6 separate regions of the Homo sapiens genome follow, and all the other regions are linked to region 1. The links are chromatin loops, found by intact Hi-C in ENCODE. Cell type or tissue: PC-3. All regions are shown on one strand. Region 1 has its middle 200 kb from the start of ZPLD1. Region 2 has its middle 95 kb from the start of ZPLD1. Region 3 has its middle 79 kb from the start of ZPLD1. Region 4 overlaps ZPLD1 (zona pellucida like domain containing 1). Region 5 holds the start of LOC107986105 (a long non-coding RNA gene). Region 6 has its middle 34 kb from the start of ZPLD1.

Evidence for each region. Peaks named below come from ENCODE experiments on the same cell type or tissue, not always from the same donor. Only the 100,000 strongest peaks of a DNase experiment are listed, where the experiment ranks them.
Region 2: it touches region 1 in a loop (3-fold over the local background); 99 of 110 quality-filtered maps call a loop at or near these places.
Region 3: it touches region 1 in a loop (8-fold over the local background); 3 of 110 quality-filtered maps call a loop at or near these places.
Region 4: it touches region 1 in a loop (4-fold over the local background); 6 of 110 quality-filtered maps call a loop at or near these places.
Region 5: it touches region 1 in a loop (5-fold over the local background); 4 of 110 quality-filtered maps call a loop at or near these places.
Region 6: a loop joins it to region 1, with 10 times the contacts of the local background. A loop is called at or near these places in 2 of 110 quality-filtered maps.

The regions. Positions count from the first base shown.
Region 1 is chr3:102,235,565-102,240,564 of GRCh38, forward strand. No RefSeq gene overlaps it. Among named protein-coding and RNA genes, the nearest start is that of ZPLD1, 200 kb to the right of the region's middle. In PC-3, a CTCF peak has its summit at 311 (motif pointing right); DNase peaks (open chromatin) are centred at 1,817 and 3,087; H3K4me3 peaks cover 973 bases; H3K27ac peaks cover 3,456 bases.
Region 2 is chr3:102,527,298-102,532,297 of GRCh38, forward strand. No RefSeq gene overlaps it. Among named protein-coding and RNA genes, the nearest start is that of ZPLD1, 95 kb to the left of the region's middle. In PC-3, a CTCF peak has its summit at 2,371 (motif pointing left); DNase peaks (open chromatin) are centred at 2,344, 3,614 and 4,594; H3K4me3 peaks cover 432 bases; H3K27ac peaks cover 3,766 bases.
Region 3 is chr3:102,353,327-102,358,326 of GRCh38, forward strand. No RefSeq gene overlaps it. Among named protein-coding and RNA genes, the nearest start is that of ZPLD1, 79 kb to the right of the region's middle. In PC-3, no CTCF peak of the experiment used is centred here; a DNase peak (open chromatin) is centred at 2,005; H3K27ac peaks cover 1,350 bases.
Region 4 is chr3:102,458,626-102,463,625 of GRCh38, forward strand. It overlaps ZPLD1 (zona pellucida like domain containing 1), which reads left to right. Exons shown (of 12, transcript NM_001329788.2): 7 at 3,656-3,753. Among named protein-coding and RNA genes, the nearest start is that of ZPLD1, 26 kb to the left of the region's middle. In PC-3, no CTCF peak of the experiment used is centred here; a DNase peak (open chromatin) is centred at 2,156; H3K4me3 peaks cover 370 bases; H3K27ac peaks cover 1,252 bases.
Region 5 is chr3:102,296,646-102,301,645 of GRCh38, forward strand. It overlaps LOC107986105 (a long non-coding RNA gene), which reads left to right and starts at 2,212. Exons shown (of 3, transcript XR_001740817.1): 1 at 2,212-2,286. RefSeq lists an enhancer at 2,162-3,361. In PC-3, no CTCF peak of the experiment used is centred here; DNase peaks (open chromatin) are centred at 2,676 and 3,056; H3K4me3 peaks cover 918 bases; H3K27ac peaks cover 2,645 bases.
Region 6 is chr3:102,399,014-102,404,013 of GRCh38, forward strand. It overlaps a transcript of ZPLD1 not described here. Among named protein-coding and RNA genes, the nearest start is that of ZPLD1, 34 kb to the right of the region's middle. In PC-3, no CTCF peak of the experiment used is centred here; DNase peaks (open chromatin) are centred at 1,338 and 1,968; H3K4me3 peaks cover 424 bases; H3K27ac peaks cover 2,359 bases.

The sequences.
Region 1 (5,000 bases):
TCAATGGTAGGAATGTCTATGGTGTTATAGCAATTTATGAGGACTTTTGCAGTCTATATTTTTTGTTGCCATTAACAAAGCCCACAGATTCTGATGTTTGCATAAAACAATATTTGAAGAAAGGAGGGAGAAAGTGATTGTTTTTACTTTCACTTGATCTTCCGGCTCAATTACACTTCAAGGTCAATGATGCTATAAAATAAGCTAAAAATAGCTTCGTAGGCATAGGAGATCATCCAAAAGGTGTGTGGATTTCAAACCAACCCAAAGAGAAGGTAAGATTTCTTCCGCTAAGTGATGGCCACCAGATGGCTGTGCATCTCAAGGAATGGAGGGAGGACGTCTCTTCTGGACCAGAACTGCCAAAGTCCACCATGAGCACTACCTCTCTGCTCTAAATCAAAGAGACAGGGATGAAGATCTGAAAGCGTTTAAATATTTCAAATCTTGCAGAAAACCTTGGAGAAACAATCTTGCCAACTGCAAATGTGTGATTGCTGAGATTGAATCCTGGGTGATTCTGAATGGAATATTTATTAGCTTTTAAATCTTGTGAAGCCAGGGCTGTCCTTCTCAGAACACAGGCTGTAGCCCTTTATGTGGCAAGGTGTGAGTCTCTATTGCAGGGGCTCTTCTTCTGAATTCATATTCTCTCCTTAGGTGATCATATTGACCCCTGTGATTTCAATCTACACCCATGATTATGACCTATAGCTCTATCTGCTACCTACTCAATATCTTCATTTTAACATGTTTCACAGAAGTCTTTAATTTCACAGACCTCACACTTCACTCTAATGCTTGGTCCCCTGCAACCCACAGTGTTTCCAGTGTTTGCCAGTTTATCATCCAGCCAATCCCTAAAACTAGAAATCTGGGAGTCATTTTTTAAACTCCTCTCTCTTCTTCACTCCTAATATCCTTTAAATCTTAGGGCTTGTTCATTCTCTAAGTTTTTTTTTGCTACCGTTACTGCTTTTACTCTGCCTTCTTCCCCAGCCCATGGTTTTGCACAGAACGTCTAAATAATATCTTTGATTTCATTCTTGCTCCATTCCTATGTATCTTCTGTAGTCAGTGACCCTTAAAAATGTAAATCAGATGGTGACACTTTTGATCTTACCTTGATCACTACCACTCTCTACTGAACCTCTATGAGGCAGTCACACTGATTCTCTTTCCATTTTTGTTTTGTTATTTGCAACCTCGATGCCTTGGACCATAATGTTACCACTGTTTGGGATGTCATTTCTCTCCTTTTTATTCCCCTCCTCTAAGTAGGATCTTGTCTTTCAAAACTCACCTCAAATATCACTTGCTCAGAAAGCTTTCCCTAACTCAGAAAACTAGGTTAAGGCCTCTGTTTTATTATGTGCTACTTCCCCGATGTTGTACTTATCACATCGGTAATCACTTGTTCATTGTTTCTTGCTAAACTTTTAGTGCCATGAAGAAAAATGACCACGTCTGTCTTGGCCATTGCTATATCTTCTGTGTGTAGCACAGTGCCTAGGATATAGTTGTCATTCAATATGTATTTGTAGAATGGATTACCTCATGAATGCAAATATTAGTGAGAATTGAAAGAATGAACTAATAGACATAATTTAATTCTTTTAAATGGTGGCCATTTGGGTAGAGCATTTTGGGTGGTGTAGGAACGGAGTGGGCATGCTTCAACACTCTACTATAAAGGAAGAATGTGGAGCCTGGTTAAAAGCACTCTAACCACATTTCTTCTGGAATATGCCCTGGGTCTGTGATCTTCCTGTAGTGGTCAGGGAAGTCTTACTAGTTCCTGATCCTGGCGCAGCGAGGAAGGAAGGAGCTTGAGAGTAAATGTGTGGTTGGCTCACTATTTTATTACTGGACTTAAGTCAGTTGTGTTAAAGGGCAGTAATATGACAAAAAGAGGCCCTTTGTCTCTTTTTCTGCAGGAACTTGGCAAAGGAACATAATGTATATGTAAAGTCTAAAGTAATGCCATTTAATAGAACTTTCTGTGATAATGGAAATGTTTTATATCTATACATCTGTTATAGAAGCCATTACTCATATATGCCTTTTGGGCAATTCAAATGTAGTAAATGCAAATTAGGAGCTGAATTTTTTATTTTGCTTAATTTCAATGAATATTGAAATTTAAATTTCAGCTAATTTATATTTAAATTTAAATAGCCATACATGGGTAGTGACTACTGTATTAGACTGTATTAGATAGGTCTAGAGGATATGAGTTTTGTTGAGATGAAGATGGCAGAGCACATAGAATGTTTTGTTCTGAAGTTGCCCTGCATTACAAAGAATCTGAGTTATGAATTTGACATGCTTTTATTTATAGTGATGCTCCCTTTCCAACAAGAATGTTAAAATAAAATCTTTCTGGATAAGAAGTAAGATGTGGATTTCTTTTGAAAAGAAAATGTAAGGGACTTGCTTCTAAGCCTAGCTTCTTCTCATTCTTGGAGTGTGCTATCATCTTCTAATTCAGTACAGTGGCTTTCACTTCCCATCAGATAAAAAGAGATGCCTCAAACCAATTCCGAAAGCTACTTTTGGAAAAGCATTGGTTGAGTTTTCATCCTGACTCCTAGGATAACAAATAGTAAGTCTTCAAACAAAGCAGCAGCTATGCGAATTCTAGAATTTTGATATGTATTGTTAATGTTGGTATCGTACCACTTGATGCTTTTATGACATGTATCATGACATCAAGTACTGCACAAAATTAAATTCACATTCTAACACTTGTTTAAGTTTAGTTGGTTAGGATAGTGCTGGCTTAACATTTTTAATGTATTTAGTACATGAAAAGTACATAACATTCTCCTTTGTGTACATAGTACACATATAAAATTCAAGCCTGTGTTTGCACAGCATATGAGGGTAAATGGATAAGCCAGGACATGGCTACAGGAGGCTGGCCCAATGGCTTTAAAGGATCTGGGCTCTGCCTAGCTCTGCTGAGGGCTGTGGAAATTGTTAATTCTGCCCAACTGTAACCCATTTGTCACACTGTAGTTGGTAAACTCTGTTGACTTGGTGCTCAGGTGTTGAGATAATGCTTCCTAAAGTTTAATGTGCATATGAATCACCTGGGCATTCTGTTAAAAGGCAAATTCTGACTCAGCAGCCCTGTGACTGGGCCTGAGATCCTGCATTGCTAACAAGTTCTCAAGTGATTCTAATGCTGCTGGACTTCACTGTGAGTAGCAACGTGCTAGGGCATAAATTTGATTTCATTTTGATTAGTTTTACACTGAAACATCTTCCTCCATCACTACAAAACTTATTCTTCAGTCCTGATGACTATGATGTTGTGGTATCAGTCCAGGTAAAAGTGAATAAAAATTTTTATTTAAACTTGTTTCTGGGATTAGAAAAATATAGCTCAATATACACTGAGAGGAAGTTGGTAGCTATGTATTTACATTTCTCTTTTTGAGGTAATCTTTAGCAGTAGAGGAGTTGCTTCATACCTACTGTGATCTCACACAATTTATATAGTGACATATACAACTTCCAGGCTTTCATATTCCGTTACATCTCTCAATACTTGTGAATTTTCTAAAATGCTTCCTTGAATTTGATGCCCTCGGGAGAAAGGTCTATATCCTCATAACCACACTTGTGACAAATTAGCCCAAGCTTCTGGATTATCAAACTTTTCTTCAGTTCTCATCATGCTCTTGTAAAATTATGACCTCAAGCTTTAACTTTTTGGTCTATTGCTTATACAGTAAAGCAAGCAAACAAACAAAATCAAGTGCCATGCACATGCACAGATAAATATAAACATATGGATCAGCACACACTTGTGGAAATTTAAACCAATATTAGTGGGAAAGAAATATAAACAAATATTATGATTATTAATACAAATTAGTAACCAATTAGGTATAAATATGCACTCTCCAGTGTCTTCTTAATTTCAGATTAAGGTGACCTCCAATCAATAGCCAGCAAAAAGCCAGGGCCCTAAGTATTATACCTACAAGGAAAAAATTTCTATCAACAACTTCAATGAATTTGGGTGCAGATTTTTAAACATAAATTTTAGGTAATTCCCACAAGGACCTCTTTTTGCTGCCTTACTTTTTTTCTCCTCCCCTTTCTTATATGAAATAAGATGGTTACTTTGGTAATTGATGAATAATTTATTACAAAATTTGTTTTAGCAGCTAAAATAATGGTGCATGTAAATATTGGTATCTACATTGATAAAAGCTTCTTAGAGTTGACATTGGGATGTGCTAGATTTGAAGTAGATTTTTATCATTCTCTGACAATTTTCTCAGATAATACAAAACCAATTAATGCATCCCTGATTAGTTTTTGACAGAGGTTTTCTTTGAAAGATAACACAGCTTAAATTCACAGAGCTTCTTCCCTTAAGGAATTTAGATTGCTCATTCTTTCCTTACCAATAATTTAGTTTCATTTTAATTTCTTAAAACCTGTTTCTTTACTTGCCCTGCCTAGCCCAGTTTACAGTAGTGCCCCACCTGAGACTCTGGGGTGGGCCAGCGTGTGTTTTAACCAGCCCCGCCAACCATCCTCGTGTTTGAGCAGCATGGATTTATACCACCACTCCACACTGGGCTGCCTCAGCAGAAACCTGGAGAAAATTCTTCTAAGTCCTTTCTTTTACCTCCTGTATTAAATTCATTTGCTCAAGCCTCAGACATAGCTCTCAAAAATCCTTTTTTCCCTCTCTGTTTCGATGTCCACTGTGTTAGGTCAAGTCCTTATAATTTTTCTCCTGGTCCATGGCAGAGGCCTCTATCAGGTATCTCTGCTTCCTTTGTCACCTCCCCCACTCCAGTCCATTCTCCATACTGTGATTAGAGTAACCCTTTAAAACACACTTAGGCTTATTATACCATTCCTGGCAAGATCCCTTATGTGAAACTGAGTTCTGTGTGAAAGAGTCCATGGTTGTGGGCATAGCCAGTAGACCTGTTCTCCACTGACTCCTCCTAACCTTGGGGGGTCTTACT
Region 2 (5,000 bases), 290 kb after region 1:
TACATTAGGCAAATTTTACCCAATTAAAAACTAATTTAAAAACATATAAAAACACCACTTTTATTTTACTATTATGTAGGCAAGTTAATTTTCTAAATAACACGTAGAATGGCAACCACATGTTATATCTGGCTAGTGCAACAGCCAACAGAGAAATCATTGATATAGATCATTCAAGCTACTAAATCAGCTCTCTGGTCTGTAAAATTAGGGAATGAGAATAATAATGCTTTGTTGTTGAATAAATGTGAATCTATGAAAGAGGATATATGTAGTCTGCCTGGTACACTGTGGTTGGTCACTGCTAGTTTGACTTGAGGATGAATACAGCTTATCATATGCTTTTTTCTCCTCTCACCTTGCTCACCACAGTGTCTTCCAGTAGTAGGTGGCAAGTAACTTATTTATCAACTTGTCTATTGACTAATAAGACCACGTAGATATCACCCTCTTATCAGGTGAAAAGAAATTTCCTTGAAATCTCACTTTATGAGATAGCTAAGTAAATTCCACTCACTCCATATGTGAATGTTCTGCTTTCCTGAATCTGATTAGGTTACAAGTTGTAAGGGCAGGACTCATTTTTTGGGTAATTATAGCTTTAAACGCACTCAGATGGCTATTACACACTAGCCATATCCAATAGATATAATAAATAATTAATTGAACAAATAAATAAATAAATAAATAAATAAATAAAAATTACAGCCCATAAAAGCTCCTCATTAACTTTCCCAGTACTAACCTACCTCTTGCAATTAATTTTACATTTTCTTGTTTCTCCTTTATTAAGTAAGCTGAAATGAAATAGAAATGATATAATTGTTTTTCTTTCTCATTTGGAGAAATACTCATGCAGTCTCAGTCCTCAGAGCATACAGAAAATGAGACTAGATGAGCTCCATTTGATACAGAAATAACAGAATTCTGAACAATAATGGAATCACATTTATTCCAGTGAATATATGTATACCCATTCCAATGCAGAAAATATTATAATTCTCATAAATTTAAAAAAATAAAAGATATTTATTTTGTCATTACAGAAGTATTCCAGAGGAAAAATTAGGATTTACTCCTCTTTTGTAATCACTATTATGTGAGGCTTCCTCAACAGTAAGCCCACCTCCTTTTAGTGAGGAAAAGTGCATATGAGCATCCCTGCTGTAGGTTCTTATCTTGAAGATAACTTTTCTCTTCCATACCCAAATTGCTAGTGTTATACAGTCCGAGGATGAGGTATGGGAACCCAAACATGAAGTTGTCAGTGTGTCTTACAGGAAAAGTACTAAGTGAATGATTCTGTCTATTCTGTGGAGGCCAAGTGATGTAATCTTTAGAAAAAATAGACATGATGTGATATTATTTGGGGGATTTTGTAAACCTTAAGGATATATGGTAGCGATAGTGGACAATGTTTCTCAGAGACATCTTTCCTCAGTACTAGTTTTGAGAGCTCTCCTACAGAAAGATGTGGGTCCACAGGCCAAGGATACACTCTACCCCAGTCCTAACTCTATTGTCAGATCATGAATTATCCATGCAGGAATATGTCTTTCAAGTACATTGTTTTGGATTCCTGAGAGCTTTAAATACAATTCAATCATTATTATTTTTCTAATCCAAAAATCAGTAGAGTGAATAATGGCCCACAAAATTCATCTAAAGGGATCTTGACTTGATTAAAATGACTCACTCAGGTTCATATAAATGTCTTGCACATAATTTCATTTTGAATTGGCAATGTGGCAATGTAGCACAAAGAGAACTGGACTAGAGGTTAGGAGAGCTGATTAAGGCTGGAATCTTCTTCAGTGAGGTGTGTGAACATAGCAAAATTAATACTTTCTGAACCCCAGCTTTCCTTATATTTATAGTGAAAGAATTATAAAAGACAAGGTCCATTATACCTCCAAGGTTCAGTCTAGCTCTTAAATTTATACTTTATATGACATTTCTGGGCTCTCTCAGAAAAGAGATTTTGTCTCACTATCCTTGGGATGAAAATAGGATACTTTCTTTTCTTTCATCTCTCCATTTGTCAGAGACAAAAAAAATCATCTCTCTCTTCTTAATGTTCTGTCTTAGTCTAGGCCACACTGTGGACAGAACAACATTGTCAGTTAGGGAACCGTGATTGGCTACACTCACCCTCTCTCTAAGCTGGTTTGCTAAAGGGAAGGCTTTGTCTCAAAATGGATGGCTATCAGTATGGTAGGTTTATCCAAAAAAAAAAAAAAAACCTCAGCAAGTTTATGTAAACACTGTGGTACTCAATGAAGGAAGTGCTGAGAGGGTAACAACATCTGACGAATGGGTAAATTTTCTGGAATCTCGCAAGGCTTTGAACATAGCTCTCCCTGGTGGAGACTGCCTGAGCCGACCTGATGTTGTTTTTCCTCATGGTTGGCAGTTATAGAGTGCAGTGGAACAATCAGTTCCTTGGTTATCCTCCAAGGTGAGCAAGGTCAGTTTTAAACAGCTTTGCTGTCAGGGAGCCTCATATTTTACTCTAGTCTCCTAACCTCACAAATCTTGAGGCTGGCACTGAAGTCAATGAGCCCTCTGCAGCCTGATTCCCCACAGCGACTTCTCTCTTCTTACAAACAATGCCTCATCTTGGTTCTGCACACCTGCACAGGTTTTTAGGGAGCAGGACTGCAATTAGTCAATGCAGCCATAATTCAACCGTTATAAAGTATTTGCTTTCACCAGGGTCCTTTTTGTACAGTCTCATATTAAGCATCCACCACAGGAAAATTGCCCTTGAATGTTTGGTCCTTCATCAGCATTAAACTACAGAGCTGACTTTGAATTTTGTCAAACGATTGTCATAGGACAGGGTGAGATTACATAGTCTTTTGCTTATTAGCATTTCATTTAGAACATTACCATATCAAATTGGCTTAATTCTCTTCAGGGTATAAATATTTAAATTTTACAAATTCCAATTATGTTCCTTGCCCCCATTTTGTTCTTCCCACAAGAAAAAAATAAATAAATAAACATGATTCAGAGTGTCTGTTAATCTCACTTAAGGCAAGGAGGAGCCTGAAGATGAACCGTTCATGAAATGACAGATGTCCTAAGAAAGAAAACATCTCCAAAATAAGACCATTTTACTCCCATTTCTTTCAGTGACATGGATGTTTCCAACTAAAATTATATTCAGCATTTTATTTCAATTAAGTAAGCTAGTGATATTGTTTGCAAATAGGTCCTGGTTAATATGGAGTTAAGTTCCTTGAAAATACAGCAGAACCCTTTTTGGGTGTGCCCTGATGATCCTCATCTGCTCCCTACGTGTCACTGACTTCTTTAGATTGTTATCAGGAAATTAGACACTCCATTGAAACAATCCTGGGAAAATAATTCAAGAATCTGGTTTTCATTTTCACTTCTGCTCCTAGAACATTGGACCAGCAGTGCTGGTCCTGTGAAGGACTTGTGTTTGTATGGATGGGACATTGCATAGACCAGCTTAGCAAGACTAATTGATGGTTCAAGTTCTCTGAAGTATAGTTAGTGGCCAGAGGTTGGACTAGAAGGAAGAGAATAAGCAATTTGTTTGTCCAGGTTTTGATTTGCCTGACCAGGTGTGTCCATTTTCTCATGGTTAATGCCTGCGTCAACAGCACTGAGAAGCAACTAAACATTAAAGATTTATGAAGAAAACATTTCATAACCTATGAAGAATTTTACAAACTCTTGGATAGATGAGTCATTGTGGCATTCCACATCTAATGCTATGAGTTGCTTTCCCTGTTCCCTCGTTTCCTTGTTGCATGTAGCCATATAATAAATAGAACTGAGCTGCGTGGTGACCCATGGGATAATTATAAATATAGTAATGATTGTCTTTGGTTTATCTGACAGACAAAATATGGAGAAATGTGATTATTGTACTGTGTTAAAATTGTTCTGTGCTAAGGGGCTGAAGGAGAAGTACAAACACCTTTGAGTACGGCCTTACCCGAAAGGCGTGATCATTCATCATTCTTTTTTTTCTTTTTTTTTTTTTTGAGATGGAGTCTCACTCTGTCACCCAGGCTGGAGTGCAATGGTGCAATCTTGGCTTACTGCGACCTCTGCCTCCCGGGTTCACACGATTCTCCTGCCTCAGCCTCCCGAATAGCTGGGACTACAGTGCACATCCCCACACCCGGCTAATTTTTTGTATTTTTAGTAGAGACAGGGTTTCACCGTGTTGGCCAGACTGGTCTCAAACTCCTGATCTCGTGATCTGCCTGCCTTGGCCTCCCAAAGTGTTGGGATTACAGGCGTGAGCCATCACGCCTGGCCAAGGTGGGATTATTCTTATTGTGAATCTACTGGAGAATCTACATTTGTTACAAAAAAGACAAAAATTCAGAGGGTCCACCCAAGGTGGGCTTAGAATTTGAATCTGTCTGCCTTTGTCTTGATTAAAAATGTATCATGATATTCAGGATAGAAAATTTATACTTTAGGTGGAGGCCTTGTCTCTCTCCAAACTTTTCTATAATGACTCTGAAGTATTTCTCAAAATGCAGTTCTTATGTCAATCATCTATGATGACTAGTTCCCAGTAGCCTTCTGGATAAAAATCTAAAGTATTAATCATGGCACCTCAGACCACAGACTAGCTCTTTAATGTCATCTCTTCTCTCTGGCCCTCTCATGCATTATTTTCTAGTTACATTGAACTGTCTATTATATCTTGGCTACTACATTTCTCATCTCCTTGTATTTGGATTTGTGATTCCTACACTCTGTAAACCTATTTTACAAATTAGGTTGGATAACTCTTATTCATTTTCTAGAATGCAATTACTCCTTCAAGGAAACTCGCTTAATTTTACACCAATGTCCCAACCCCAACTGAGATTTTCGTTCCTCCTGGATATTCTTTGTTCATTAAACTATCACCCACTACACTGTAAGTTCCTTTTTCCTAGAAATGTTGTCTTTTACTTACCAATCTATAATGCTTAGCTGTGTCTGATATACAGTAAGCTTCA
Region 3 (5,000 bases), 120 kb after region 1:
TGGAGCCTGCCAACAACCACATGAGTTAGCGTAAAAGCACACCCTCCCTGATCAGACATCCCGAGGGACTGAATCCCTGGCTGACTTCTTGATTACAAGGTCTTCTTGGAAAACCTTGAGCCAGACCAAATTAAGCTATTCTTAAGTTAAGATACTCTTAAATTCCTAACTCATAGAAATTATGCAATAGTAAATATCTATTTATTTAGCAGTGAAGAGGAGGAAGCTAAACTACATTTCTTAGACACTTTGGTAGTTAGATGAGTTCTGGTCAATAGAATCCGCATATGGTCTTAAATGCCACTTGCAGGTCCCCCTGCCCTAAAACATCTCAGGTAATCTTCCATATTGTCACCCTGTCACTCTTTGGGCAGCTGAATGAAAAGGATTACGTGGAGGGAAGGCTTTGAGAAAAGCCTTTGCATGCTTGTTTCTTCTAATTATTCTTCTCTTAAGAAGACTATGGGACATAATCTTCCCATAATGAACTATGTGTTATATGACTACCAAAGTCATGAATTTGGCTTGGGCAATAGCATGCCTCAGCATGTAGAAGTGGGTATATAAAAATAGGCACAAGTATGTCCTGAAAAACACATGTGAGTGGCATGAACCAGTAGATCAGATGCTCCACACCTTACTCTTGCTACACGTCTGCCTATCTCTTTACCCATACCTATAGCCTTATGGGACATTCCCTATGACTAATTGACAGAGGAAGAAGGACTATTTAGCCTTATTTATAGATACTACTGCATCATATGGTGATGCAAGTAAAAGGTCAGCTGCTCTAGCACTAATGTGCCCTGAATACTGTGGGCAGAGCTCTGAATACTTTGTTTACTTGCCTGAAAAGAGAGGTAGCAAAGGTATGTATCTAAAGTAATCACAGGGCAGCAAGCTAACAGTTTGTTTAGAAGGAACTTAGAAATCACAAGCTTGATGGATTGCTGAAAAGCAATCTAGGGAAGACTTCTGTGGATAGGACTCTTGCAATGGGGACATAGAGAATATTTAAATCACAATATTCAAATACTCAATACTCAAAGGGAAGCCATTTGAGTAAGGTTTTTGATAATGAAGTAGACAAGATGACCTATTCCATGGATGTCAGTCAGCCATTCCTGTGCTTGCTTTAATGGGCTAATGAACACAGTGGCTATGGCTTCAGGGATGGAGGTGGATATGTATGGACTCAAAATTAGGGGCTTACTTTACCAAGACTGAACTGTCTGTCATCACCACTGAGTAACTAATCTACCAATAACAGTGTCTACTTTTGAGCCCCTGATAATACACCACTGTCTGGGGGACCAGCCAACCACCTGGTGGTGCATTGATCACATTGGATCTCTTCCATCATGGAGGGGGCAGCAATTTGTCTTCATAGGAAAAGGCACTCACTCTGCCTTTCTTGCCTTCAATGCTTCTTCTAATACTATCATCTATGATTAATTGAATGCCTCAAGGTATCACACAGAATCTTGCTTTTGACCAAGAAAGATATTGTACAATAAAATAGCAGAGGTAATGGGCTTAAATCCATGTGGGAGTCAGGAGAAGGAGATGCTGGTTTTATATGATATTCCTTCACTGCAAAACACAGATGGCCTGACAGAACAGTGGAATGGCCTATTAGATTCATAGTTACAAAGCTGCCCTGGATTACAACACTTAGGAATTTGAGGAGCTGTCATATGCAATGCAATATAAGCTGTGAACCAGTGACTAATATGATGTTATTTCTTCAATACAAAGAATGCTTGAGTCCAGGATCCAAGGGATTGAAATAGAGTGGATTTATTCACTCTTACCCAAAATAGTCCTCTCACAAAATTTATACTTTCTCCTTCTGCATGTTTTGGTTCTCTGGTTAAAAAACTATTATTTCTTAAAAAGAGAATAATCACACTGGGAGACTAAGCAGGGCTCCATTTAACTGGCAGTTGAGATTGCTACATGGTTACTTCAGCCTTCTCAGGCCATTGAATCAACAAGCAAATAAGAAAGTTGCTTTCCTGACTGTGATGACTCATCCTGGTTATCAGAGGGAAACAGGGTTTCTACTACAAAGTAAGAAAGAGTATGTAGAACTCAGGAGATTTTTAAAGGTATCTCTTGGTACTTCCATGACCAGTGGTAAAAGTTAATGGATGATAATAGCAATTGAAGTCAAGGCCACACATGGCTCAGACCATGCAGGAATCAAAACATGTGGCAGAGATAAGCACATGGAATGAGTTGTGGAAAAAATAAATGACCAGTTACAGAAATGAGGATGGTGATAACTGCATATTTTTTTCTTTGTTTATTATATACTAAAGAATGTGTTAATCATTTCTCCTACCCCATTTTTTTTGCTATTTTATGTAAGTTATGTGACTGGTGGCTAGCCCTTTGTCTAGTAGGGCTGCCATAGCAAAATAGCACAGACTGGTGGCTCAAACAACAGAAGATTTTATCTCACAGTTCTGAAGTCTAAGAGTTCAAAAGCAAGGTGCCATCAGGCTTGGATTTTCCCGAGGCCTCTCTCCTTGGCTTGCAGATGGGTATCTTCTCACTTCATCCTCACATGTGCTTTTCTCTGTGTGCATGCACCCCTGGTGTCTCTTCCTCTTCCTCTAAGGACATCAGTCCTATTGGATTAGGGCCCCACTCCTCTAACCTCATTTAACCCTAATTACTTCCTTAAAGGCCATATCTCCAAATTCAGTCACACTGGGGATAGGGTTTCAACACATCAATTTTGGGAGGACATAATTCAGTCCTTAATATCTTATAATTCAGTATGTACAATATTAAATAACAAAGGATACTTTGAGAATAGACATGAACATCAACAGAGTTGGATACAGTGAATTATGGGACTCGAGAGGCAAATGTCTTCTCCTTTAGGTGAAAGGATGAACCTGCTTTTATTTGTGTAAGGAATACATTCACCAAGTTAGGTGAAAGCATACTATTGTTTTTTAATTTTGTTGTTTCAAAACTTAGATATTGGTAAACAGGTATGTATGGATGGTGAGTATCCAAAGGTTAGGACTGAATGATACTGAGGATCATCCCAGTCTGTCTAAGCTATCTCTACAACTACTTTTCTAGGCTCTTCTCAGCAGGCCTCTGATTAAATTCTGCCAATAAGAGACATTTGTGTAATTCTTGGAAAGTGGAAGAAAAGAAGAAGCTATTATTCTTTAGTGGTGACTATGGACAGGTGTGTGGTTATCATCAGAGGTAGATATGATATAAATTTTGTCTCATTCTAGGCCACTTCTTGAGAATCGGCTACTTTAATGGTGTGGGCTGCTGAGATCCTTCACGGGGGCTTTCCTGTGATCCATGCATTCTGACTCCTGAAAGCTAGCAGTGGCCTTTCTTATCTTTACTCTCCAGCCATTCTGATGGTAATCTTCTTATTCATCTCAATGGCTTTCCTTTTCATGACCTACCCTGATTGATACAATTGAGAGCATATATAGTTATGCATGCAGCTGATGAGGAGATTGTAAAAAGAGTGGCCCATGAGGGCTCTATCTTATATAGATTTATGGTATAAAACTTTGAATGTTATGAGTCATCACTGATTGACCCTTTGAAGGCCCTCAGGATATTGTTCCAGAATTAATGACTCTTAAGGGAGAGACTTTCTTGCTGGAGGCACATAGGTGATTTTTGTTGAGAAGAATCCTTGGGGTAGTTAGTAGTATTTTCCTAAAGGCAAATGGGGGTAAAAGAAGGTGGGTTTTTATAAAATAGAGAAATCTGATGTCTGGGAAGCCAAAAAGAGGTGGCATTAAAGCAAACTTGTTTTGTGTTTCTCTCTTGATTATTGAAAATGTTTTATTTGTGACATAATTTAACTTTTCACATTCTATGTGCTATTTCCCTTGAATTACCCAAACTTTTCAGTAAAGTCTATTTGATGGTGTTGCCGAGAACCGTGGGACAAAGTGAGAAAGTAAAGTGTCATTTACTGTCTCTTACTATCATCGCATTCCGTTTGTAAAGTGTCATTTACTGTCTCTTACTATCATCGCATTCCGTTTGTAAAGTGTCATTTACTGTCTCTTACTATCATCGCATTCCGTTTGTAAAGTGTCATTTACTGTCTCTTACTATCATCGCATTCCGTTTGAGGGGAGTGTGCACCTAACTCCAGGTGGGGATCAGTGGGAAACAGTGGCCTGTGGAAGAGTGAGAAACAGCACAGAGAAGGGCGTGATGTTAATGAGATCATTTGGTAAGGGAGTGAGACTGACTTTCTGCTTTCTAAAAAGAAACCACAGGGAGCTGATCTTTGAGAGCATGGGGTTGGATACTTGGGCATATGAGTAAAATAAAAGAAATGGATTAGCTGCCTTCTAAATCCACTTTCACTTTTAAGACCCTACAGTTTTATAACCCCTGAGCAGAACCCTCCATACTTCTGATCTATTTCAGTGCCATTACTTAAGGCATCACGGTAGCTGGATGTATTTCTTTTGAAACTTGGTCCTTGAATACCGTGTCTTGATTTTCCGTCTCTTGAATCTAACAATCGGCTAGTGGAAATGGGAATCTCAGATGTAAAAATAAAAGATATATTTTATGGGTCAGGTTTTACAATGAATGAGGATCTTGAGTATAAAAATTTGAAGTAAATTACATGGTTAATCATGGCTGTAGTGTCTTGTTATTTGAATTGTCTTTCTTTAGTAACTGGTCTCTTAAGCAGCTTCTCTTCTAATAGATCCTCATGAGGTTAATTAGATCACTCATTTAACAGTCATATTTGGCTTACTCAATCTTTGCTTGCTTGTCCTCAGACTCATTTAGTAGTTCAAAGTCAAACTTGCTCTCTTGTTACCTAAATTCTGACTTCATGGTTTCTAAAAGTTTTCCAAGAGTAAAACTTGGAAATCACGTTTTACTTAAACCATGTTTAAACCAGTTTACTTTAACCAAGTAAAACCCCTTTTTGAGACTAATATGATCCACCTGGACAAAAAAAGCTATCTGCT
Region 4 (5,000 bases), 220 kb after region 1:
ATACTTTGAATATAATGAGCTATAAATATTGTAGTAGGACATTTTCCAAAGGCATTTAAAAAAATCATGTTTATAAGTTTGTAGTCTGACACCACAGAGTTCTAAACAACAAATTAAAATGTGTTAGAATCAAGATTGCCTTTCTGTCGTTTCTAAACTTTCTTCTGCAAAGAGAAGCTGTCGGCCGGGTGCTGTGGCTCACGCCTGTAATCCCAGCACTTTGGGAGGCCGAGGCGGGTGGATCACGAGGTCAGGAGATCGAGACCATCCTGGCTAACACGGTGAAACCCTGTCTCTACTAAAAAATACAAAAAATTAGCCGGGCGTGGTGGCGGGCACCTGTAGTCCCAGCTACTCGGGAGGCTGAGGCAGGAGAATGGCGTGAACCCGGGAGGCGGAGGTTGCAGGGAGCCGAGATAGCACCACTGCACTCCAGCCTGGGAGACAGAGCGAGACTCCGTCTCAAAAAAAAAAAAAAAAAAAAAAAAAAAAAAGGAAGCTGCCAAGATACTTGGTTCTACAATACTCAGCAAGCGTGTGCCAGTATTCACTTTTGATATGGTCAGATATTTACTATTGTTGTTAACAATATTTATATAACTTTAAACTGGAAAATTCCCGTCTGTTAATTTATATGCATAAGCTGTCTGAGCTTGAGTTGAGATTACTAGTTGGATTTAATATTATTTGTTCTAATTGAGTGAGACAAAGATGAGAATTCCTGATTCTAAAAAACTGAAAAATATGATCCATATGACATGTAATGATACTATTATTTTCTGTGAAATTAAACTATTCTCTCACTGAAATAGCAGAAAATCAAAATTTTGAAGTGTGGATTTCAGGAAGGCTTTGTTATTAAGGTCTTTCTTTTATCATTAAGAGATGGTACTGTAGTTCTGTTGCTAACAAGGTATAATCCTTAAAAGAATCTCTGAAATTGTAATGCTTAAAAAAGCCTATAATTAGATGATAACCTTAATATTTTAATTATACGATAACCAATTTTTTGATATTAGACTACAAGTGAAATAGATGGTGCCAAAATACTTCTCTTTTTAAATCAGTTATAGAGCAGTTTTAGTTTGGCAGAAAAGTTGATTAGAAAGTACAGAGTTCCCACATATACCCCCTCCCCTTGCACATATTTTTTTCTATTATTTACATCTTGTGTTAGTGTGAAACATTTGTTACAATTAATAAACCAATATTGATACATTATTAACCAAAGTCCATAGTTGACATTTCTTTTATGTTTAGGTTACTCTTCCTCTTGTACATTCTATGGGTTTTGACAAATATAAAGTGGCATTTGCTCATCATTGCTGTATAATACAGAAGAGTTTCAATGCCTCAAACTAAAAATTTTTTAACACAGTGTCATCATAGTATTTTGCCATTTTACAGGATTTTTAAAAATTAGTAATTTACCCTAGAAAAAATTTTGATATACTTTCATTAGTTGATCCAAAATCATACTTATTATTTTTGAAATATTAACATGTAGCTAGCCAGATGTAATTTTATTGTAGCATTCCAAATAAAATATTATAATCTTTTGAAGCCATTAATTCCTATTTCACATGGAATGTTTTTTATTTCTAACCCTTGAGGATAATGAAATTTTATATTACATCCCAACTACTTTCATTTTCTGATTTGTTATTTGGAGAGGAAAAGTTGCACTCAGTTCGATGTAGCACAATAGTTTATTTTTATGTGCTCTGGGATTCAGTAAGTATACTGAGGGGAAATTATATTTAGAAAACCAATGACTTCTATCAGCTATGTGATTTTCATATATGCAGATTACCAGTTGAACTGTGGCTTTATTTTGTGCAATATAAATATGTCAGTTTTGTTCATTGTGGAAATGGAAAGTAAGGATGCCTTTGTGTATTGGAATTCTACCTAAATGTTAGATTCTTCTGAGAGTGTGGAGAGTCAGCAAATATTAAATAAGGTTATTATAATTATGAACATTTTTTAAATGTTGGAGAAAAATTAAAATGGATATAATTGATTTTAGGGACAATATATTACTAATGAGTAAAAGCCACCATACAAATTAAAGTCAGAAAATTACCTCTTAGAAGCAATTCCAGTAGGAAAAAATTGATGATTCATAATTAAATCACAGGTGGATCATATGTCATTTGCAAAATGACTCAGCAATATAATGTTGTAAAGAAAGTAAGCATTCTTCTGCACAATAATGATGCAAATATAAGATGAAAGGGCTGTATAGTTAATGAAGTGTAGATTATTTGGAGAAGTTGGAAAAGGGAGCCTGAAAGATAATCACATAAAAATACTACCTATCAGACATGGTTAGAGGAGCTAATCATTTATCACCAAAATATAGAAAACAAAAGACTGAAGAGTATCAGTTTTTAAGTATATCTCTTATATATTTGGCTTTATTTGGCAATAAAATGTTTCGTATTAACTTTTTTTCCAAAAATGAAGCATCCCAACTATTACTGTCTTAAATTATAAAATTCAAAATATTTTGCTTTCTTCCAAGCCTTCTAAAGATATTATGGTTGATATGTTGTCTTTCCCAATGATTTTAAGATTTTATAATGAACATTAAAACTTTTCTGCCAAACAGCAATGTCTTCAGAATTACTAAGTTTAGGGAAACAATTGGCCTCTGTTAAATGATGTGACTGCTTAAATTTGGAGGGTTTTTTTGGTTTGTTTTTTGCACTCTATTTTTTCTGGTTTTCTTCATTATCAAATTATACCTGCTACTTCTTAATTTCTAATCCGATGCTTTAATCTACTGTGGATTTGAGAATGATACAAATAAGCTCTCTAGAACTGGTCCAAAATAAGGGTAGAAAAGTAAAAATGAAGTCCTGAGATACCCTTCTATAAGTGACCTCTAAAGAATTTGTGCAGGAACCATATGGCATGTATTTTAGCAGCTTGGAGTCTGTGTTTGTCTCAAAAGCTGAATCTTGCCCTATAAAAAATGTAATGAGTAAATGTCTCATTTTGGTTTTCTGTGTATTATTATTTAAAGCTTGCATCTTGAAGATATTGATACATTCTAGAAATTTGGTTCTCCTGTAGTTTCTTCTATTCTCCCTAGAAGAAAATTTCTATTCTTCTGTGACTTTAAAATGGTCTTACTTTGGTTTTCAATTAAACTTTAACAATTTCAATTTGCCAGGTAAGTGATTTTTGGTAAATAAAATATTATCAGAAGTATAAGAACTACAGTGCCTACAGTAAAGGGCTTAAATTTAAACAGATATAATTTAAATAAACTCAATATTAGTCTCTAATATAATCAAATAAATGGAACATTAATTTAAGTAAACTAAATATTGACCATTGAATATTAACCAAACTGAATATTAACTAGTGACCACTGAATATAATTTAGATACAGTGAACATTAGCCACCATATATGGTAAACTATGGAAACAAAAAGATTCACACATGGAATCAATTTGTTACATGGATATGGCTTAATAACAGTTCTGCCAAGAAACCAGAGGGTCACGTAAATCCTTTTTGGATTGATTCTGTAGGTTTATGTTGATTTACTTTCTTTTTTCTCTCTCTAATATTGTTGTTTTAAGTAGTAAGTGTGCTGTTGTTGGGGAGGTAATAATAGATTTTTTATTGTTTCATCATTAGGATTCAACCTACAACCAGCAGTTAATTATCCCCAGTATAGGATTACCTTTGAAAACCAAAGTATTTGCAGCTGTCCAAGCCACTAATTTGGATGGCAGGTAATTTCAAACTCTTGTCTTTTTTAGGTTAAAACTCTTTGACTGCCTAAATCCTCATGAGTCATAAAGTTGGGCCATTCATTTTTAAATTCAGTTTGAAAATATTATCATTGCCACACCATTTAGGCATGCTACTAAAAAGAAATAACAGATTACAAAGTTTAAGAGGTTACACTCATGTTCTGTCATTAATTGGAGAATAACAAGTCTTCCCATAAAGAAGGGGGGTGGTTCTTGGAACGGGGCATGGGAAGATCTGGGATGCCGAAATGTTGTATCTCTTCATCAGAAAGATGATTAACCAAATGTAGTCATTCTGTGAACACTTGATTTGCTTGCTTTTCCATATGTATGTTACTCTTCAATATGAATTTATTAAAGAATGAAAGGACTCTGCATAAGAGTGTGTCAAAATTACATAAAATGATCTCCAGAAACATCTCTATAAAAAAACTATTAAATTTCAGATGATACTTAAGAAAATTCAGAGCAATCAAACTAAAATGGAGCTCAAAAGCTGAAGCTCTAACCGTGCCCTATAAAAAAATGTAATGTGAAAATGGCCTGTTTTGGGTTGCTTATGTATTACTATTTAAACTTTGCATCCTGAAGAGATTGGTATACTCTATAAATTTAGTTCTTCTTTACCTTCTCCCTTCCTGTCCTGAAGAATATTTCTATTCTTGTATGAGTCTTTAAAATTGTCCTTTAATAATGCAGGAGTTTTTTCCATTTCATTGGCATTCGCTTCCCATGGATTAGTATTTTTTTTATAACATCGGAGTTGGAATGGACTAATGTATAAATGTGAGCAAAATCTAACCTTGTGGAGGAAGGCTGTGGATATGTATGTGCCTCATGGCTTTCTTCACCCTAACACAGTGTCTATTGTGGACTCCACAATCGCCAAACCACTGATTCTGATATACAATTTATGCTCTAAACTCCTTTGTTGTATTTGGTATTATAACATTCTCTGATTCTGTTAGAGACAGTAATATCTAGAAACAAAAAGCTATTGTTTATAGTGAACATATAAGCATCTATGTAGCTCATTTTAAAGTTTACTTCTCAGACTTTGACCATTCAGTTGTCTTGTACACAATTATTTTATGGCATTAGACTTGACTCCCCTTAATGTGAAATTGACAATTTGGTGCAGATTTTTAAACACTTTGAGTTCAGGAGAAAGTTCTTACTTTTTAAAAACTTGTATGGGTACATAGTAGGTGTATATATTTATGGGG
Region 5 (5,000 bases), 61 kb after region 1:
GAAGATTGGGGCTTGCTCAGGCATATTACACCCACTCACGAATTCTGAGTTCAAAAATTTTGTGTTTAAAAATTAGCCTCCTTGATTAGATTAATATGCAGAATTGTCAGGTGTTTTAAAACAACGTGCAAGTTATGTCCACATGATTAATGTGAAATGAAAAATCTAGCCAAACTTCTTGTTCTCACACACAGTTTCCCCAAATTAGAGCATATAGACTTCCATTTTTGTAAAATAATTTTGCCTCAAAACAATTTTAAGAAAAAATTGATCTGTTTCCCTACTTTGCCTTTCTAAATCTGCCTCATAAGTAATGGAATTTTAAAAGATGTGACAGTCTTATTTAAAATGAAATGAAACAAAATGGCATAAAATAAAAAAAAATACCCAAACTTTCCTTTCCTTTTAGTTAACAGTATTTGTGATGGAAGTTGCCTGGGAGTGAGTCTCCAGAGACCAGTTCTGTGGGGTGGAGGTGAAATCATTTAACCCTCCTTGGCCTTTGTTTCCTCACCTATAAAATTAGGGCACTAGAGAAATGATGTCTGTGGTTTCCATCAGTTCCCTCCCTCTAGCTTTAAACACTATAATTTGCTTTTCTCTGCTATGCACACGGCACTGTCTAACATTCCCTGGGGAATGATACTTTCAGCATCGTTTTCAAATAGTATTCAAGAGAGAGAAAACTCCAAGGCAGCAGATCCAGCATTTTCAAATTTTAAGGCTCAACTGAGAAGAAAAGAGTTCATCCAGAAAAGGGTATAAATTCCACTTGACTTACATCGTAGCACTTTCCACACACCTCCATTATGGAAGAGGTTGACATTAAAAAGATTTTCCCATCTTTAATGGCTGTGACTAAGAGTCTTGATTGTACAATATTTTGGCTTGCACTTCATAGTTCCCTCAATGTCCCCATCTATGTCCATGGGTAGCTCTCTAAATACAGCAGCTGTGCCATCTGTTTCAAATATTATTTCAGCCCTCACTGTTTTGGGATAAATTTCATAAAGTGTATTGCATACACACACATTTAATTGAACAAATGAGAAGCCTTTCCAGTTTAAAAAAGCTTCCTAAATGACAAGAAGTGTCCAATTTCCATTCAAATGGTTACTTCGGGGCTTTAAAATGTGTGAATTCATCTAACAGAGGCTGGTCGTGTGTTTTGAGGCAGATGGCTTGATTCTGTGAAGAAAAAAATTAAGTGGAATTTACTATCAATCTTATTTTTTTTGGCAAAAGACTGACATAATAAAGATGTGTGTATTACTGAGAATGGTTTTTAATAATGATTCTACCTTATGTTTTCCCCCAAGATTATGGTTAACTGACTAGGAAAATCTATTTAGAGATTTTATGTTTATCCATAATGATCAGCTTAGAGAAAAAAAAAAAGAAGAAGCCGCCTGCAAACAGAATTGCTGAAATACAAAAGGAAAATAATGCTCTACAACTTTCTAAAGGAGTCCAAGGCAAAGGGAATGCTAAAGTTTATTTTGTTTCTCCTGTTAAATAGTTGTGAAGCCAATTGGAGATTTTTGAGGAAAGGAGAAGGGATTTCACATCTTGTGAGAATGTTTTAGAGTAATATCTTCAGTGGGCATGATAGGTGTTGTGTCCAAGACACTTTTTATATTTAAGACCGGAAGTCTTAAAAGTGTGTCACTGGAATTATTCACAGTTACTAGTGGTGTGTATTCTCAAATTTAGACTCATATTAGCACATGTCAAAATTATGTCAAAAGTTCTATGCTCTAAGAATCCTTTCTTTTCTCATTTGTAGTTTGCAGAACTGACTGAGCTCCTCATTAGTTCTTGATTAGTTAAAACAAAGTATGTGTCTCATACTTCTTGAATATGGTGGTTCAGGAACCTAAGCCTAAGCCAATTGGCTCAGAGCTTCATGTGGCAGTAATTACAGATGATTCCCAACTTACGATGGTTCAACTTACAATTTTTCAACTTTACTATGGTGCTTTTAGCTGTGCACATTAATGATAAATACTCATACAACATTTTGTTTTCATTTTTAGTACAGTATTCAAAAATTACATGATATATTTAATATTTTATTAGAAAATAGGCTTTGTATTACATTATTTTGCCCAACTATAGGCTAATGTAAATGTTCTGAGCATGTTTAAGGTAGGTTAGGCTAAGCTATAATGTTCAGTAGGTCAGCTGTATTAAATGTATTTTTGACTTACAGTATTTTCAACGTGTAATTGGTTTATCTGGATATAGCATCATCATAAGTTCAGGAGCATCTGTATCGGTTTAGAGGTAAGCATATGACCTAAGTTGTCCCAAAAAGTATAAAAGAAAGAGCATTTATTTGAGTGCTGGAGAAAACTAGTTTTTTCTCTCCCAGTGGACATGAAGAGGAAAACATTTAGCCTTTTTTGTCACTGAGAACCTACTGGAAACATAAGGGGAGCCAACTTTAGAATAAAATAGAGTGTGGATAGCAGGATGAAAGTAGAAAGAACCTGTGGCTTTGACGACATAGTTGAGCCTTTAGGTCCCCTGCCCTGCAGTCCATTATGCTTCAGAGTCTCTCTTATGTAGTCAATACTTATTGTTAGAACATTTCTTATTGTTCCTACCATTTGAGTCAGGTATTTTGATACTTGCAGCTAAAAGCATTCCAACAGGTACACTTGAGGATGTGGTTTAGGGTGAGGATGTGACTCAGGGTGAGGCAGGCTCAGACATGTACAACATGAGACCTCTCAATCAAGGGTGTTGGGTCTTCTCCCTTTTCTGAGACACATATTATTTTTGACATGAAGGACATTGGCTGGAAGAAAATAATGCTACAAATGATTATTAAATTAATGTGGGTATTGGAGGCTATGCAGTGGAGCCTAAGGCTTTTATGTATTCTGAGATTGACTGAAGGTGGCTATTTTCTCGCTAAACCAGTGGTTCTTAAAGTGGTCCCCAAACAGTCCAGACTTCTGGTTTCTTCTTACACATGTAAATAACTTAGAAATGTCTCACCTGTCCTCACCACAAGAAACAATGTAGTTCAACAACTCTTCTTAGTCTATCAGGGAATTGAGGTGACAGGGTAAATTGCTATTTGGGAAGCTGAAGAGACAGGCAAATAGAATCACAGCTTGCCAGAAACACAAACACTGGAGCTAGTAATGGGTAGGAGCATTTGAGTGTTTCTTAAAGGTAACCGAAAAATTGCTGAAGCTGAGTGTGGACAAGCTTGAGAGTTAAAAACTCTTGGAACCCAGTCTTAGGAGGACCTGGACCTGTCATGCTTTTGTGAGATTTATCTGTGGGATCCTGTCTTAGTCTGTTCAGGCTGCTATGACAAAAATACCACACTGGGTAACTTATAAACAATATATATTTATTGCTCACAATTCTGGAGGCTGGGACATCCAAGATTAAGTCTCCAGCAGATTTGGCATTTGGCGAAGGCCCCATTTCTGATAGATAGTCTCTCTTGCAGAGTCCTCACATGGCAGGAGGGGCAAACAGTCTCCCTCAAATCTTATAATGTATTCATTCTCATGACCTAATCACCTCCCAAAGGCCCCAATTCTTAATATAATCAATTTAGGGGTTAGGTTTTAACACATGAATTTTGGGGGTACACACACGTTCATATGGTAGCAGATTCCTACCAGATTCTTTTAGTGAAGATTGGAGAAAAATCCCCTTGTGGTTTTGGCAGGGCAAAAGTAACCATTTTGAAATAAGCCCGGTGTGTTCTTCATATCAAAGTCCTGCCCTGAAGGAAAACTAGTTTACTAGACTCTTATCTTATGTGGAGGAAGGGCAATTAGACAACCGAGTCCTCTGTACCTTTTCTGCCTCACATAAGGGAGAAAAAAAGGCTAAGAAAGACTTCTGAAGGTCGCAGTCCGAGGACTCAGGCCCATAAGAAACAGCAATTTAATCATAATATTATAGAATGCTTCCCTCCTCAATACCATCACACTACACCAATAGGTCTCCTACGTAATAACAGTGAATTACAACTTGGATCACTGAAAGACAAAAACTGTATCTAAGAATGAGTTTCTAGGGAAACCCAAAGACAACATGGGAGACAAAAACAAGGTCGCCGGTGGTGATTGAAGCCTCTGACACCTATAGCTGTACCACACATTAAATTCAGCCTAACTGCTAGGCAGATAAACATATAAACTCACATTAAAGGCCTATTTACTTCAGTTCCTATTATTCAATAAATCATGTCCAGTTTTCAACAAAAAATTACAACACATGTCAAAAGGCAAGAAAAAAACAAGGTAAGCACCAAAACCAGACTCAGATATAGCAGACATTATGGAATTACTGAGTATAGTCCCAGGATAAGCAGTATCTCCATCACTTGGGAATGTGTTAGAAATGCAAATTTTTGGATCTCATCCTAAACCTACTGAAACAGAAACTGAGGGTGGGGACTGGCAGTCTGTGTTTTAACAAGCACTCCAGGTGACTGTGTTTGAAGATCACTATATTAAGCAGATGTAAAATTTGTAATTTCTTCCTTTTCCTTACTTAGATTTCTTAGAAATAGTATGGTAACAAGGTGATTCAAAATGTAAAAGACTCACTGAAAACATTGTTGTGATTTTGACTTTTAGTTTTGCTAAGCAATATCATTGCTAATGAAGAGTTTCGGATGACCACATGTGGTATAGAGTTACCCCAGCTGTGTTTGATTGTGTCAGACTTACCATTTGACTTGGGAACCTTATCATCATTGTCAACCTTGCAGACAGTGTTTAAGTTCAGATATACAGCTCATAGATCTCCCATCCAGGAGGTTAAAATAATTTCTCAGTGCTGGGTTTTCAGGCCCTAGGGCCCTAGAGACTTTTTTCTACATTGGTTTTTATGAAGGGAATTTGGGAAAAGGGAGAAGATCTTTACATGCGTCCTTTTAAAGGCAGACTGTGTTATTATCTTGCTCTTTTAGTTTACTCAGTCAGTGCTCACTTGCCCTCTGGCCTGATCACAGTTTTGTA
Region 6 (5,000 bases), 160 kb after region 1:
GTAATGAAGCAAAACAAGAACTATGAAAAGGAAGAGGAAGCAAGCATTTTATCTCCAGAATCTTTCCCCACACCATTTACTCCACCACATTTGCCCTGTGATCACACTGTTTCTTGCGTGGACTGCTGCAATGGCCACCTATCTTGTATCCCCACCCTGCTGTTACACCTGTATACTTCATGTTCATACAGAGGGTAGAGTGACTATTTTAAAAGATAAACCATGTATCTGCTTAAAATACTGTGCTGGCTCCATTATTTTTAGGTTACAATGTCATTCTTTGCCACAATCTTCAGGGCTATATGTAATCTTCTCCATGCCCAGATATCAGTCTTCATCGCCTCTCATTCCTTATCCACCTCACTTCAGTCATGGGTGGCCTTCATTATGATCCTTCAGGACATCTTGTCTACAGAGTTTTGCTTTTGTTGTCACCTAAGGCTTTTATGTTCTAATCCAAGATCATCGTATGTATGATTCCTTCTCATCATGTAGATATCGGCTCCTAGTTTGCTAGTTCTCGGTCAGTATATGGACAGATAAATTATTCTTTTTTAAATGTCTGCATGGTAAATACATATTTTCAGAGGATGGGTTAACTGCATTAAGGTGTATCTATTTGCCCAGTCTTTCTCAACTACAAAGAAAAAAATAAAAAATACCGAAACGATCATGTATACACATTAATATACTCGAGGGAAATTGTTTTTAGGAACCATTTTTTGAATTAGAATTACTGGATCAAAGACTATGGGATTATTATTTTTGATAGATTTTTCCAAGTCAGAGAGTTTGTTTGTTTGTTTGTTTATTTATTTATTTTGTGATAGAGTCTCTGTCTGTCGCCCAGGCTGGAATGCAGTGGTGTGATCTCGGTTCACTGCAACCTTTACATCCCAGGTTCAAGCAATTCTCGTGCCTCAGTATCCTGAGTAGCTGGGATTACAGGTGTGCACCACCATGCCCTGCTAATTTTTGTATTTTTAGTAGAGATGGGGTTTTGCCATGTTGGACAGACTGGTCTTGAACTCCTGGGCTCAAGTGATTCACCCACCTCAGCCTTCCAAAATGCTGGGATTACAGGAGTGAGCCACCACGCCTGGCCAGAGAGTTTAATTTTAAAGCATAACTCAGTAAAGAAAGTTTTTAGTCCTTTTAGTCCAAGCTAAGGTAGTCATGATGTGTAGCTTTATGAAGCTCTAACCTGATGCAAGCATAGAGCTTAGAAATCCTTGAGGAGTAAATGTCTTGAATGATTTTCCTTGATGTGCACTTTTCTCAGCAGGGTTTTATGTAGGAAATTTTATGTTGAACACAGTCTCTCACATTTCCTGTCGCTAACTAAAGGATGAGTCGTAGGCTTAGAGGTACTGGAATAAAAACAAGAGTTGACCTCCTGCTACGCACATTGGAAAGTCTGAGCTGTGTTTTTCCCTGGCTGGAGGGTCCCAGGCTTCTCTATGGGGATAAGCCGGGGGTCCCTTTGCCGAATACCCACCCTCTGCCTTCTCCATGCTCAGAAGGGCTAGCACCATGGTTGTCTCTTTCAGAAGTTTCCCCTGACTATATCTCTCCCTTTTCTTTACTCTTTCCACACTTACTGACTGCACTATTTACTTGGTCCTTGAAATATACTGTACTTTATCATTTATTATTTATTTAATTTATGTGTCTTGTTTCCCTCATTGGGATAGTGTGATGCTCAAGGGTAGAGATATTGTCCCACACTTCTTCCTATTTCCACACCTGATGCAGCAACCCATACACTAATAAAAAAAATACAAAGAGGAAGAATGGTCATCCTGCTGACTTTCCATTACTGCCCGTAGCAATGGACCTCTCACCACTCTTCAAACTAGTCTCCCTTTGGCCTATGATATTCAGCATGAGGCTACTAACCCAGACCAGGAGCTGACCACAGGTGTGGAATATTTTCATTCCACATGAATTTCAAACCAATATGAGTCATTTCCTCTGCTTTCTTAGCATTTTCTAACCCATTGCACCCATGACTAAACATTTTTAGGACAAAATTTCCATCACAACTCATTGTTAAGCTGACTCTAAGAAGAAAACAAGGTGTAGCCCTGAAGGAAAAAAGCATCAAAAACTTGCCAGTGAGAGAAAATTAGGATTATATCGTTAGTCATATGAATGACATGTCAGCTACAATATTCCTGCTCTATAATGAGCTATGCAGAGAGATCTCTTTCTCTCTCATATAGACACACATATATATGTATGTGTGTGTTTATGTGCATTGTGTGCATCTCAAAAGACTGCTAAAATGCAATTTCTAGATGCAGTCCTTACTGATATTTTCGTCCTCTGGCAATGTAACATTTGACAGGACTGCACAATTTTGTGCTTTTGCTGCTGCAAAGCTTAGTGTTTCAAAGGCTGTGTATGAAGTGCATACAATGTGAAGCTTTTGTTCTCATCTCCTCTGAATTTCTCACAGATTATGGGCACTCAGTCCATTGGATTGGTGCTTTGTCTTCACACGATACCTTAGAAGTTTGCATATACTTCTTTTGGCTTGCTTCTAGAAAGAAGAGCATTCACTGTCTAATGTTCTTTGAAATGAAGGATTGGGCACTTAGGCACTGCAATATGGCAGGAGCAAAACCAGCTGATTTTGTCTAAATTTTAATTTACTAGTTTTGGCTTTTGATGTTGATAATGATTGACTTGCTACTCTTTGTTACAAAAAGAAAACCATTGTGTAGAATGCTTAGTGCAGATTTAGTATAGCCCCTTTGTTGAAGAGTGGTTAGGATTATTTAAATTCTTAAGCTGTTGCTACTTAGTATTTGGCACAAAAACTGTAGCAAAGAAGAGAGAAAAAGTAACTATTCAGCTAATTTAGACTCCACAAAGCTTTTTGTCTCATTTTAGGTTTCAATGGTTAGATCTTTTAAAACCAGTTTTCACCAAAGTTAAACTTAGCAAACTAAGGCTATCCTCATAATAAATGCGTTGTAAGTAAAGGCATTTTTTTCCCCTAGAGATTTGACTGCTTCTCTTAGCAGTTATTAGACCAATAGTCCTTTCTATAATTAAAAAATGCTATATGTATTTTTAAAAATGCCTCAGTAAAATGAGGCATTTCTTAGCCCACAAGAAGTCCATAAATGCTTCCCAGTGACACTAAATATGAAATCTTTGAAATGCTCTTTTTTAGTTTAAGTATTTTACTGCTCTTTTTTTACTTCTGTCTTCAAAGTCAATTAGAAAAAATTTTAAATCACTTAAATATCTCTCTTCTACCATTCACTCATTCACTAAACATTTATTGGGCACTAACCATTTCTTACATAATAATTTCAAGATATCTGTGCTTGTAAAGCAGTTTTACCTTCACTTTTAATTGTACCAAAGCTTGAACATCAACTAAACTTTTTTATAAAGACTTCAGTATTGATATATCAGTAATTTAAGTAGGATGCTGTGTAATAGTACAGAGTATTTTTAATCTGAGGATCTCAGAAATACAGTAGTAGAATTAATAAAGGCTAAGTCGGTAGTGAGAGGACATTGGTAAGTCCAAGTAGCTCAGTCTATTTAAGGTAGTGGAAAGAAATGGCGACAACATTGCAGGCCTAAAAATCCTAACTGTGTAGAGTTGCTTGGGTATCCCTGACTTTCCAAGGCAATAGAACAATATTTGATGACAATGAGAATGCTTTTTAAATGTCCCATCTTTATTCAAGCAAAAACCCAGAGGTTAGAAAATGTCAAGCTGTTTCCTTCAGGTAGGGCTGTGTGAAGGTGATGTCTTCAGTCTGCATTGTTAAATGTCAAAGATATTAGTGGATTTTAATCATGGTCCTTATATCGATAAAAGCTGTGACTGTGGGATAATGAAACTAAAACTATTAGTGTTTTTAAAACCTTTTCTTATGGGAAATCTCAAACCTATTCAAAGTAAACAAAATAGCATAATGTACCCCTATGCACCCATCATCCTGCTTCAAAATGTATCAATATTCAGCCATTCTTGTTTTATATTTGCTTCTGCCCACTTCCCACCCCTACTTTATTATTATTATTTACAGTTCTATTTTGTGAGATATAATTTACAGATATTAAAGTGCACAAATAGCAGCTTTACAATTTTCACAAATACGTTCATTCTGTAACCCTGCCTATACCATAATGTGCAATGGGATTTATATTTACTATTGTGGATGCGATATATTCTGTATGTATTCATATGAGAGAGAGAGAAAAAAAAATTCTCCATCCATCTACTCCCTGATTCTTAGGCATGGTGGTTAGGTTTTATACATGGGCTCAAAAGACAACAGATAGATGAGCTTTTGTTTCCAAGTTACTAGGAAAAAATTTAATATTCATCCGAATTATAGACTCTCTGACATATCCTCTTCTTGTACCTCTTCAACATATATGTAACTATCATGAATTGGTGGAGAAAGAATCAGTGGAAGAATCTTCAGTCCCATGTTAATCCTCAGAGGCTTTTCTTTGTTAGAAAACTGGCTGGAGTTAAATTCACATAACATTATCTGAGGCTTTTACCTAAGTGAGAAAATATTAATTTTTCCTTTTGATCTCAGTAACCCATTTTTGGGCTTTAATTCAATAGCTTAATCATACCCTTAGATTCCTATAACTTCTTCACAAATCAGGAAATTAATAAACTTCTAGTTTATCCTGATGTGTCTTAACTGTGGAAGTTGAAGTCACATAGGTATGGTTGAGTGGTAGGTGGGCCATAAAGGAATCTCTGGGGCATATTGGAGGATGTGAGTAACAGGCGGTGTGAATTGAGAAGGTTCTACTCTACTTAGATTTCCTCTTCCTAACTTTGTCAAGCCCAACCAGTTGATGATACAGATCACTACAGATGAACAAGACCTTAATTCCATGTATCAGAGATATTCACAGTATTTCTTTCCTCTGTTGGCATGGAAAATTGCAAAGTAGTACCTAGACATTTAAAAAATGAAGTCAGAATTCTTCACTAGTTGCCCAGA